2 separate regions of the Mus musculus genome follow, and region 1 is linked to region 2. A link is a loop called in an ENCODE intact Hi-C map of the cell type or tissue named here. Cell type or tissue: heart. All regions are shown on one strand. Each heading gives the region's core, and the rest is flanking DNA. Links, peaks and the distances in the headings are about the cores only.

Region 1 (5,374 bases), core at 245-5,244, 68 kb before region 2:
TATATGCTTGTCGTTTTTCCCTCTCTCTCTTCTCAGGTTTTGCATTGGGGCATCATTAGTAGGTATTTCTGATTCACCCCGATTTCTTTTGGGGGGGCTGCATCCCTTCACACCCACATCCCATCCCCCTTTTCCAGACTCTGCTTGGGGGCCCCTAACACTGACTCCGTTGACGTCAACTCCGTGCCTTGGCGCCAAGCTGTTGCCTTGACAACAGCAGTCTGATTGGCAGGGTGTGGGAGGCGTGGTGAGGGCCCAAAGCGGGGAATGGGGTCTTGGATTGGTTAGAGAGGAAGCTCCGCCTCTGCAGAGGACCCTGACAAGGAGGTGTCCCGCAGCCCTTGCTGCAGACGCTGGGGAGTCAGGAGTCGCGGGAGGACGAGCATCGGAGGAGAAGCGGAGAGATGTCCACCCTGGGCTGGTGGCGCCGCCGGGCGCCCGGTTCAGTGTGGGTGCACTAGACTGCCGACCCTGGTCGGGGTGTGTGCGTAGAGTGCTGTGCTCCGGGAGGTGAGTCAGCCGGCCACCTGGCTGCTCTGCAGCATGCACCCTCTTAGATACCGTCTGCAGAGTTCAGATGGTGTTTGGGGTGCGTTGCCGCGGGCCAGGGGCGGCAGACCATATCACGGCTCCCAAGGGTAACTGACAAGGCTGCAGACTGCGCCTTCGGGAAGGGGGAATCACCACGGAGCGGCCGTGTTGCCGCAGGGATGCCATTTAGGTGACAGGGATTTAAAGAGGTATTCTATAGGTCCAGGCCTCGGAGCCTCAGGGTCCCGCGATCTTAGGGTCTTAGGGCTTTAGGTGTGAACCACCCAGAATCCCGGGAGAATCCAGGCTCCCTGTCTCATCTGCGTGGCCAGCCACGCAGATGATGCAGAAGTCCTGTTACAAGACCACCACAGTGGACATCAGAGTGCCGTCTCTGAGCAACCTCTTCTGTGGTTTCATTTTCTTTGCTCAGCAAAGTCTAAGGGCTATGCGGTTAACCCGATCGCCAGGTCGTCTGGCTGGCAGGGTCTTCGCAATCTAGCCATCTACCGCTAAGCGCGGCACTGTTCTTGGGGGCGGGTCTTGTTTTGCCGCAGTGGCGGTGGGCGGGGCTGAGGGCAGCTTAGGGGCGGGACTAAAGCAGAAGCTGTGAGATACTTTTCGGCTCCACCCAGTTGGCGCCATCTTGGAGGGTGGAGACAGGTTTGCTGCACAGGCTTATCCTGATTGGCTGCCTATGGTGGGGGCGGGGCCATGGCGGACTCAGCAGGCCCAGCCCGCTTGGCGCCATCTTGAAATGACCGCGGATTTGCCGCGCAGGCGCCGCTTTAGCATCAGATAAAGAGACTAAAAGGCCGAAGTGGCTTGAGTCTATGGGGTGCTAGCTCCTCTGGCTCTTCCTTTGCTAGTTGGCAGTAAAGATGCACCCCAGTTGTCGGCTTATCTGACTGGCCGAGTGGCCTAGACCCTCACTCAGTCTTAGTTTGCCGCACGAATGCTGCCATCTCGCGGCCTTCCATTTAAAGGATGGAACGGCAGGCTCAAACAATCCATTTTTCTGTGGCTAGATTTTGGTTGCAGAGCCTCAAATTGACATCAAGTGACGGGTCTTTTGACCCTGGACTGTATCTGGCTCCATTTATGAGGAGCACTGTGGGGTTTATGAAGAGTTAAAAAGTGTCGCCCGGTTGTCTGGAGGGAGAGGCTATCGTCCTGAGTGACTGACAGACAACAGGACCTTGTTCACCTTTGCTGGTTATACCCGCGCCACAGACAGAAACTGTAATAGGTGCCATCATGAGTGACAGCCCAGATGGCTGCAGGAGGTGGGCTTTAGGGAGGGGTTATTATTCTGAATGACAAGGCCTCATAGCTCCGCCCATCCTGGCGCCATCTTTCCTGGCCAAGGGCGGGGCTTCGATGCTCTGCAGGTATCTTGAATGACAGCTGGACGGGCATGCTGCATAGAGGCGGGCTATAAGGAGGGGCTTTATAATCCTGAGTCACCACAAAGCCCCACCTACCCTGACGCCATCTTTGCTGGCTGATGGTGAAGAAGGGAGTGGCAGGGCGGGGCTATGAAGAGTGGCTGCTGATATAGTGAGGCACAATCTTGAATGACAGCCCATCCGGCTTCAGGGGGTGGGCCTGAGGGTGGGGCTCAGGCCTTGATTGACGTGGCCACACAGCTTTATGGGCCTGTGAAGTTCTCAGCGGGTGTCATCTTGAGTGACAGCTGGATGTGTTTGCGGCAAGAGGCGGGTCAGGAGGAGGGGCTCTCTGGTCTTGAGTGCTCACAGAGCCCCGCCCAATTTGGCGCCATCTTTGCCAGCAATAGCTGGCCGCGCTAACCTTTATGGTGCAGACGCCATCTTGAATGACAGGCTGGCTGGGGGTGGGATCTGAGGGAGGAGCTTTCTTGTCATGATTGATTGGAAACCAGTTCCACCCACCTTGGCGTCATCTGTTTGCCATACATGGTGTGTCTGAAGTGATCACTGAAGGTGCCATTTTGATTGACAGCTGGACTGGCTGGCTGCAAGAGGCAGGCTAGAGAGAGGATTTATGGTCCTGAGTGCTAAGCTGTCTTGCAAGGGGCAAGCCCTAGGAAGGGGTTATTATCCTGACTGATGGTACAACTCACCCCTGTCTATCCTTAGCGTCACCACTGTTGGCCATGGGGAGGCGGTGTCTGAAGTAAGGGTGTCATCTTGAATGACTGCAGGACTGGCCGGCTGAAAGAAGCTAGCCAAAGGGGTGTGGTCTCTCTCATTCAGAATGAGCAGGGAGCTCTGCCCACCTGACGCCATCTTTGCTGACGTTTCTGGTGCAGTAGCCATCTTGAATGACAGCTTGTTTTGCTGCAGAAGGAGGGCCAGAGGGCGGAGCTCTGATCTGGACTACAGAACCCTGCCCACCTGGGCGCCATCTTTACTTGTCATGGTTGGGGGTTGTTGTCTAGTGTTTTTTTGCACTGCTGTCACCTTGAGTAATAGCTGGAGTGGCCACTAGAGGCAGGCAAGAGGGAAGGAAAGAATCTCTGGTCCAAGGGACGATACAGCCCTGTTCACCATGGCATTATTTTTTATGTCTCTGTCATTTATGGCGCATGAGCAATCTTGAATGACAGCTGGGTTGGCTGCAGGGGCAGGGCCGAGGGAGGAGCTCTTTCTGAGTGACTGGGCCACAGAAGTCCGCCGGCCCTGTCGCTATCTTTGTTGGTCACAAGGGGGCGTCTGGTATTCATTCCGCCAGTGTCATTTTGAATGACAAGTGGGCTTGCTGCAGGAGGCGGCCCGAAGGAGGGGCTCTCTGGTACTGACTGCAGTACCCTCCTCCCTCTGGCGCCATCTTTGTTGGCCACAAGGGGGCATCTGGTATTATCTGTGCAGGTGTCATCTTGAATGACAACAGGACCTCGCTTCAGGATTCGATTCCTGATTGAACTGGTCCTCCACCTTCATTGGCGCCATCTTTGTTGGCCACAAGGGGGTGTCTGAATTTTTCACTGTGGATGTGTCACCTGCAGGCAGCAGGTCTGAAGAAGAGGCTGGCTTTTTATTAGTGACAGTTACAGAGCCCTGTTTCATCTTGGTAGTGGGACCTTAGGTGTTTTATCTTAGGTACTGGCAGATGTCAGGGGCTACAGTGCCTCCATCTTACATCCACACATAGGTGACTGGAGCCAATATTTTCATACGGGGGCACCAGAAGGGACTCACCCAATTGCCCAGCTCAGAATCCTGGGAAAGGGGTGTGGTTATGTGAATCACTGGCAACACCCAGAAGATTGTTAAAGCCACTAGAAGGCTACTTTGACTATCAGAGTATTTTAAGTCTCTCCCTGGTCATTTGTTTCCCTCTAGTTTTCACCTGCAATATGTTTCCTTGCACTTATAGGATAGGTGATGTCATATGGTTAATTAATAACCAGTTGGGTTCTTGGGTTCATTACTTAATCCAGAATCCCCTGAAGTTACCAAGAGACCCCAGGAAGGTCTTCAGTGCTCTTCATATAATTAGAGTCCAGGGTACATCATGTGTCTTGGGAATAATTGATTACCGAGGGCATTTTCTGGGTGGTATCCTGGACACATTTGATGTCTGCCTTTGTAGGGGGAAAAAAGTGGTTGCTTCCCACCCAAAGAACACTGTAATTGTGAAATAAATTGGGTGCTTCATGTTTTCTTTCTTCTCCATAGCCCTACCTTCTTGATCTTCTATCCTTTTTGGAGACAACTGGCAAGAGGAAGACTAGGTCCTCCAACAGCTAGGTGGCTGGTCCAGGTGAGTGATACACCTCAGAGTACCACACCCATCTTTGAAGTTTCCTCTTCTCTTCCTCACACTGACATTTTCGTGATGCACATATATGTTACACAACTACAAGAACACCATTTGTACTTTCTGAGAATATACATACCTGTCTGGTGGGTAATGAATTTGCTAGGATTTGTCCCCTTAGTCTTATTCCATCATTTCCAGTCTCCTATTTTTCCCCTGACACTCAGGTGCTCCTTCAGGCTTCCTGTTTGCCTTTTGTTGGGCAACTAAGAAGCAGGAGAAACTCTATTTACCTGCAACAACCTAGTATATGCTTTGTACCACATACCAGGGATACCATCTCAACTGAGAAAAGAAGTATTTTCATGGAGTATTATGGGAGAATTAAAATGTATAAAATACGATTGTATGGTTTATTTCCTTGAAAGTACACATTTGCATGGAGAAACTAACTTAATCTGGGAGAGACGCCTCCCTGAGGTACTTGGGAATCTTAAAGCTGAGCTCTGAAGGATTATAAATGGTATGTTTCATGGGGAGAATAAATTGGTCAGAGGGCTCAAAGATGTTCCTGAGGGATGCGGAGAGTGAAGCTGAAAACCCAGGATGCCTAGAACAAGAGAAGAGATGGATTACAACTGACTGAGGACAGAAAAGGTAAGTTTGAGGGCTTCATCATGATAGGCCTTAAAATCAATGGTAAGTATTTGGGCTTAACCGGAAGTACATGGGAAGCCACTGAGACGTTTGCATCACAAAAATGACATGAAGATCACGTGCACATTTGTAGAAATCATCTGGCTTCAAGGTGCAGAGGGCAGGGTAGGCACACCTGGTGTGGGGAGACCACCTTAAGTTTGGGTGAGAGGTGGTTTGGCTTAGAGCCCCAGCACTGGAAGACATGAAGGGGGCATGTTGGAGTATTGCCAAGGAGGGAGACCTCACAGAACTTGCTCCCTCTTTTACTAGTTTGCTGACTGATTCAGACCAGACATGATGAATCACATGATGAGGAGAAGTGAGCAGAATATCCAAATGTTGTCCATTTGTTCAATCCATCCGCAAGTGTTGATACTCAGCCTATTTGGGACAGACTCAT
Region 2 (5,374 bases), core at 297-5,296:
GCCTGGTAGATCGTATGATATAAAGGGTACACCAGACAGTAAAAGCTAGCCAGAGACAATGATATTGTTCCGTTGCCTGACCTGCAAAGTTGAAGATTTTAAAAATCAATTAAAAGCAAATTCGGCTGAAAAATTTCTCTCCATTTCCTGTAAGGGGAGGGGTATCCTGGAAGTTCATTTCAAAGCCATTCAAATGGTCACCTGGGTAATTGCGTGTGTGTGTGTGTGTGTGTGTGTGTGTGTGTGTGTGTGTGTGTGAAAATCTGGTCACCCATGATAGGAAAATAATTTCACCGTTAACTTTTAATTTTCAAAATTTTGAAATTATGTAGCAACTCTTCAGTAAGTTGAGGCATGAACTCGAAGGTCACAGAGAGTTGCTTGCATCAATACTGCCTCTGGGACGCCAACTCTATCCTTGCCAGGTTCCCCCATCGAACCCCTCCCCCCAACCACCACCACCACCACCACCACCACCACCACCACGTGACCCTTCTCACTGCGTGGGAGGCCCCACCAGCCCCCACCCACTCCCGTGAATTGTTATTCCCCACCCCCACTGAGTGGGAGTTGCCCTAGTGCGCATGCGTGAACCTCTGACTGGGCATGCGCTCTCCCAGGAATTTGGAGCAGGAAATTTCTGGAAATTCAGTCTGCCGAGAACCTTCAGAGAGCCAGGTGAGTGTTGGAGTGTCTGAGAAAATTGAGATTCCATAATGGGAACTATGGACCTGCTGGGGCAGTAGGGGACACATGGGGTTGAGGGAGGCGACAAAAATAGGTGGCATGAGGTCCTGTAATGTATTATGCCGTGGGGGCTTTGGTGAGCTTGCTGTGGAAAAATGAGTGCATAGTGCATGAAGAGTTGGATAGGCTTGTGAGAAAGAACCTATGGTTGGAGGCTGACTTTGAAGAGTCGTGGCTAAATGGCCTTTTTGTCCCATCATTGTCTTGTGCACCCAGGGCTTTCCATTTCCCTCCCCCCAGGCTGCCTCTGGTCCACATCCTCCCGAAACCCAAGATCTTGGGCTGTATCTTGGATTACTCCCCAGAACAGCGTCAACCCAGCTCTTCCTCTATCTCAGCCCTACCCTGCCTCTCACTGTCCCTCCTCATGTATACCTCCTCCTTTAAGCAGTTAAAAATGTGTATTGCTCTTACATAGGACCTGAGTTCAATTCCCAGCATCCATACCAGGCAACATACAACCTTCTGTACTTCCAGTTCCTGGGAGAATGATGCCTCTGGCTTTGTGGGGCACCTGCATACCCACATACGTGCATAACTTTTTAAAAGGCAGTGTTCTTTTAAAATCAACACTACCAAAGAATCTAGACTTGATATGTTCAGTATAAATATACTGATTTTTTTCTTATCTTTTTTATTTTAGGGCAAGAATGAACTTTTTTCTTTAGATTTATTGATTTTGTGTATATGAGTGCCCGCTCTGCATGTACACATACATGCCAGAAGAGAGCATCAGATCACACTATAGAAAGCTATGAGCCACCATGTGGTTCCTGGGGATTGAACTCAGGACCTCTGAATGAGCAGACAGTGCTCTTAAGCACTAACCCTTCAGCCCCAAAAGTGAACTTTTAATGAATGGCTAAATGTCCAGTGCAAGAGGATCTAAAATATGGGGACTGCAAGTTCATCCTTTTCCAGTATCAGTCTCAGGAATTCAGGTTACTAGGTTAGAACTAGGGGGCTTTCAACACTAAGGAAACAAAGCCCCTAGTCCTTTGAATAAAAATAATTCCAACCACAAACAAAATATATTAAGTACACACTATGTATATACCAAGAGAACAATATATATTAGATTACATATATACCCAGAGGAGGGAAAATCTGGGATCATAGCTATTTCTAGCAGGAGGGCTGGGGCATGGACAGAAAAGAGCATGTGGCTAGATTCAGGCACGCCTCACCTTTGACACAGAAAAAAAAAACAAAAAAATTAAGCTGCTCATTGAGCCCACCTTCTCTCTCCATGATGGTGATAAGTTGACCATGCTCCGCTAAATAAATGGCCACACACCTGAGAGAATATGGGCAGTACACATTGGACTTGATTGATTTACAAAACAAAACACAGGTGGGTAAAGAAAGGGGTTGGGTCTGGGAGAATTTAGAGAAGAAGGATCAATATGATCCCAGGATATTATAGAAAGTTCTGAAAGAGCTATTAAAGAGTGATGGGAAAGAGGGCACTAATACAAACCATGTATTCCTGTAGGTGGTTTGTGTTATTAATTCATTTGACTCTGTTAAGTAGCAGCTTTGCAAGAGGCACTACTGCCTTTGTTTTTTTGACACAAGATTGAATAAATAGCCTGTGCTTATGATTCCAGAATTTTTTTTAATTAATTAATCTTACTTACACAATTCACATCCTAACTGCCCCAACCCCTGCCCTTCACCTCTGAGCCTGTGAGGTTCCCCCTGCCACCCCTCCCCCCACCAGGTATCCCCACTGCTAGCACTTCAAGTCTCTGCAAGGCTAGGCCCTTCCTCTCCCACTGAAGCCAGACAAGGCAGCCCAGCTAGAAGAACATATCCGACATACAGGCAACAGCTTTTGGGATAGCCCCGCTCTCGTTGTTCAGGACCCATATGAAGACCAAGCTGCACATCTGCTCCATATGTGCAGGGAGGCCTAGGTCCAGCCCATCTGTGTTCTTTGGTTGGTGGTTGATGATTCACCAATCAAAGCTCCGCAAGAGTCCAGGTTAGTTGACTAATTGGTCTTCCTGTAGAGGTCCTATCCCTTTAGGGACTGCAGCTTTCCTAGATTCCATTTTTTTTTTTTTAAAGAATTTTGTTATGTGGCTGAAGCTGGCCTTGAAATCACTGCAATCCTCCTGCTTCACATTGTGAGTCCTGGGTTTACAGGTGCCACCAAACAGCATTTCAACATTTTTTACCTGGCCATCAGGCTCTAGACCTGCAGAGGCTACACTTCTGGTTTGCATTATTCTCTCTTGTCCTCTTTTCAATTTTTTTATTTGTTCTCAGAGAATTTCATACAATGAGTTTTGCTCATACTATCCCGTGTCCCCAACTCTTCCCAAATTCACCCCCTTTCCCTTAGTCACAAGTCTCTCTTTTTAAAAGCTAGACCACCTGCCACGGGTTTTATTCTATACATGGTGTTACAGTGCCTCATGTGGACACTCAGGGTATTGTCCTAGAAGTTAAAAGTTTAGCTTAGCTATACACAGAGCTGAGCTGAAGTTAGAAGGGAATGGGGAAAAATTGCATAGAGTCTGAGAAAGAAACAGGAAATTACTGAAAAGATCACCTGGAAAAGACCTCCATAAAAGATGATTGTAAGTTCAGGCTTTTGGGGTAAGGTGATCCTGTCATCTTACAAATTAGTGATTGAAAATGTAGGAAGGGGTCCTTAAAGGCTGCCTTTCAAAAACAAAAAGCAAACAAAAACAAAGACCTACGGCAGTGTATGTCAGTAACATTTAATCCTCACAAGTATGTAGCTTGGTCTTCATGTGGTTCCTGTAAACTTCTGATTTGCTATTTAGAAGTTGAAGCTACCTGAATTTTAGTGTGTGTGTGTGTGTGTGTGTGTGTGTACACATCTGAATAAATATAGTGTATCACATGTATGCAGAGGTCAGAAAATATATTGGATCCCCTAGAAGTGGAATTATAGATGATTTCAAGCTGCCATGTGGGTGCTGGGAGCAGAACCCGGGTCCTCCTGTGAGAGCATTAAGCTCACTTAAAGGGCTGAGCCATCTCTCCAGGCCCCTCCCTGGTGAACTTGATTGACAGGTAAGAAAGCACTGATGCAGAGAACTCCTGCTTTACTTAGAAACCTGTGGGAAGCCCACGGAGAGGTTTAGAATGGGAAATGACTGGAGCTCGACTTTGCTGAGAACAGAAGTGGTCTCCATGATCGTTTGCTTTGCCAAGGGAAGCCCAGGGATACTGCTGGCTTCAAAGTAGGACAGGGTGATACGCGGGCGACAGGCTGTGGCCAGAGAGGACTCAGTGTGGTGGTTATATTTCTTCTCTAGGCTCAGGACCCTGCGCTTTCAGGATACAGGGAAACCTGTGGCCAGCAGAATCAGGATGCAAAGATGTTCTGCCATCTTCTGGACAGCAAGTGAGTTAAGCTGTCTTTTGTCATGGCTCTTGGATCTTTTCTGATTCCTAGATCTTCCCTGTTAATGCGCCCCACCCCCACTTGTCTAAGGCTGTCTTCACTTTTACGAGTTGCGCTCATACTGAATGCTTCCCTTCTTGTCTCCCTGCCCTGATTTGTTCAACATCCCATTTTAATCAGAACAAGATTTGAAAAGTCTGGAATTTTTCTATTTTTATTTTTTGTTTGGGAGTGCGCTGTCTTCAGGCACACCAAAAGAGTGCATCATATTCCATTGCAGATGGTTATGAGCCACCATGTGGTTGCTGGGAATTGAACTCAGGACCTCCGGAAAAGCAGTCAGTGCTCTTGACTTCTGAGTCATCTCTCCAGCCTTCCCACCCCTCTTTTTTACCCTCTTTTATGAGAGACTGAAGACATAAAGACCTGGTCAGCTGTGGGGATTGAGGGGGTGGGGTAGGGGTGGGGGGTAGGCCACACCCACCCCTAGGGTGTGAGTCTGGCAATTCAGTGGCTGCCTGAAGTGAGAGACATTGTTTCAACTTAAGCTCTTTCCCGGTTTTGGGGGTTTTGTTTTTTTAAATCGCTTAGGGGTATTCTCTGGTGTTTTAGGAGCTGGTGACCTTTAAGCGCTGGATTGGAGGAGGAGGAGTTAGCTTACTGCAGAACAACGTGTACTTTAAGAGAATTCACCAGAACCTGGTCTCCCTAGGTAAGTGTGTATTCTCCTTACAGCCCAGTTACTGACATAGGTCAGTTTTCAGTGTCTTTGTTAGGATGGTTCACCATCTCAGTGAGCCTCAGCTTGGGCCAGAGGCAGTAGTTCATGTTATTCATTTGTTTTGTACGTTTTACTTTTATTTTATGTGTATGAGTGTTTTGCCTGCAAGTCTGTGCACGGTGTTCATTTAGCGCTCCTGGAAGCCAGAGGAGGGCATTGGATTCCCTGAAACTGGAATCACAGATAGTTGTGAGCTGTCACGCAGGTGTTGGGAATTTACCCCAGATCCTCTGCAAGAGCCACAAGCATGCTTAACTGCTGAGGTATTTTTTCCAGCAACCTCATTTAATTTTTCCATTATATCTGTTTTTTTTTTAATTATAACATAATATCATATTTACTCTGCTTCTCCAACCCTTCCCATGTACCCCCACTGCTGTCTATCAAATTCATGGTCTCTAGTTCTCTAGTCGCTGTTACATGTGTAGCTTACTGCAGAACAACGTGTACTTTAAGAGAAT

The links. Hi-C counts contacts between places; a loop is a spot of excess contacts. Peaks named below come from ENCODE experiments on the same cell type or tissue, not always from the same donor. Only the 100,000 strongest peaks of a DNase experiment are listed, where the experiment ranks them.
Region 1: it touches region 2 in a loop (6-fold over the local background); 4 of 42 quality-filtered maps call a loop at or near these places.

What each region holds. Positions count from the first base shown.
Region 1 is chr7:6,725,394-6,730,767 of GRCm38, reverse strand. Peg3 (paternally expressed 3) reads left to right here and starts at 349. Exons shown (of 9, transcript NM_008817.2): 1 at 349-510; 2 at 4,194-4,278. Usp29 (ubiquitin specific peptidase 29) reads right to left here and starts at 185. Exons shown (of 8, transcript NM_001360502.1): 1 at 1-185. In heart, for the core only: CTCF peaks have their summits at 1,509 (motif pointing left), 3,080 and 3,282; DNase peaks (open chromatin) are centred at 287, 1,217, 2,137, 2,887 and 1 weaker place; H3K4me3 peaks cover 3,517 bases; H3K27ac peaks cover 2,715 bases.
Region 2 is chr7:6,657,617-6,662,990 of GRCm38, reverse strand. It overlaps Zim2 (zinc finger, imprinted 2), which reads left to right and starts at 623. Exons shown (of 5, transcript NR_131759.1): 1 at 623-678; 2 at 4,044-4,132; 3 at 4,745-4,844. In heart, for the core only: a CTCF peak has its summit at 3,168; no DNase peak of the experiment used is centred there.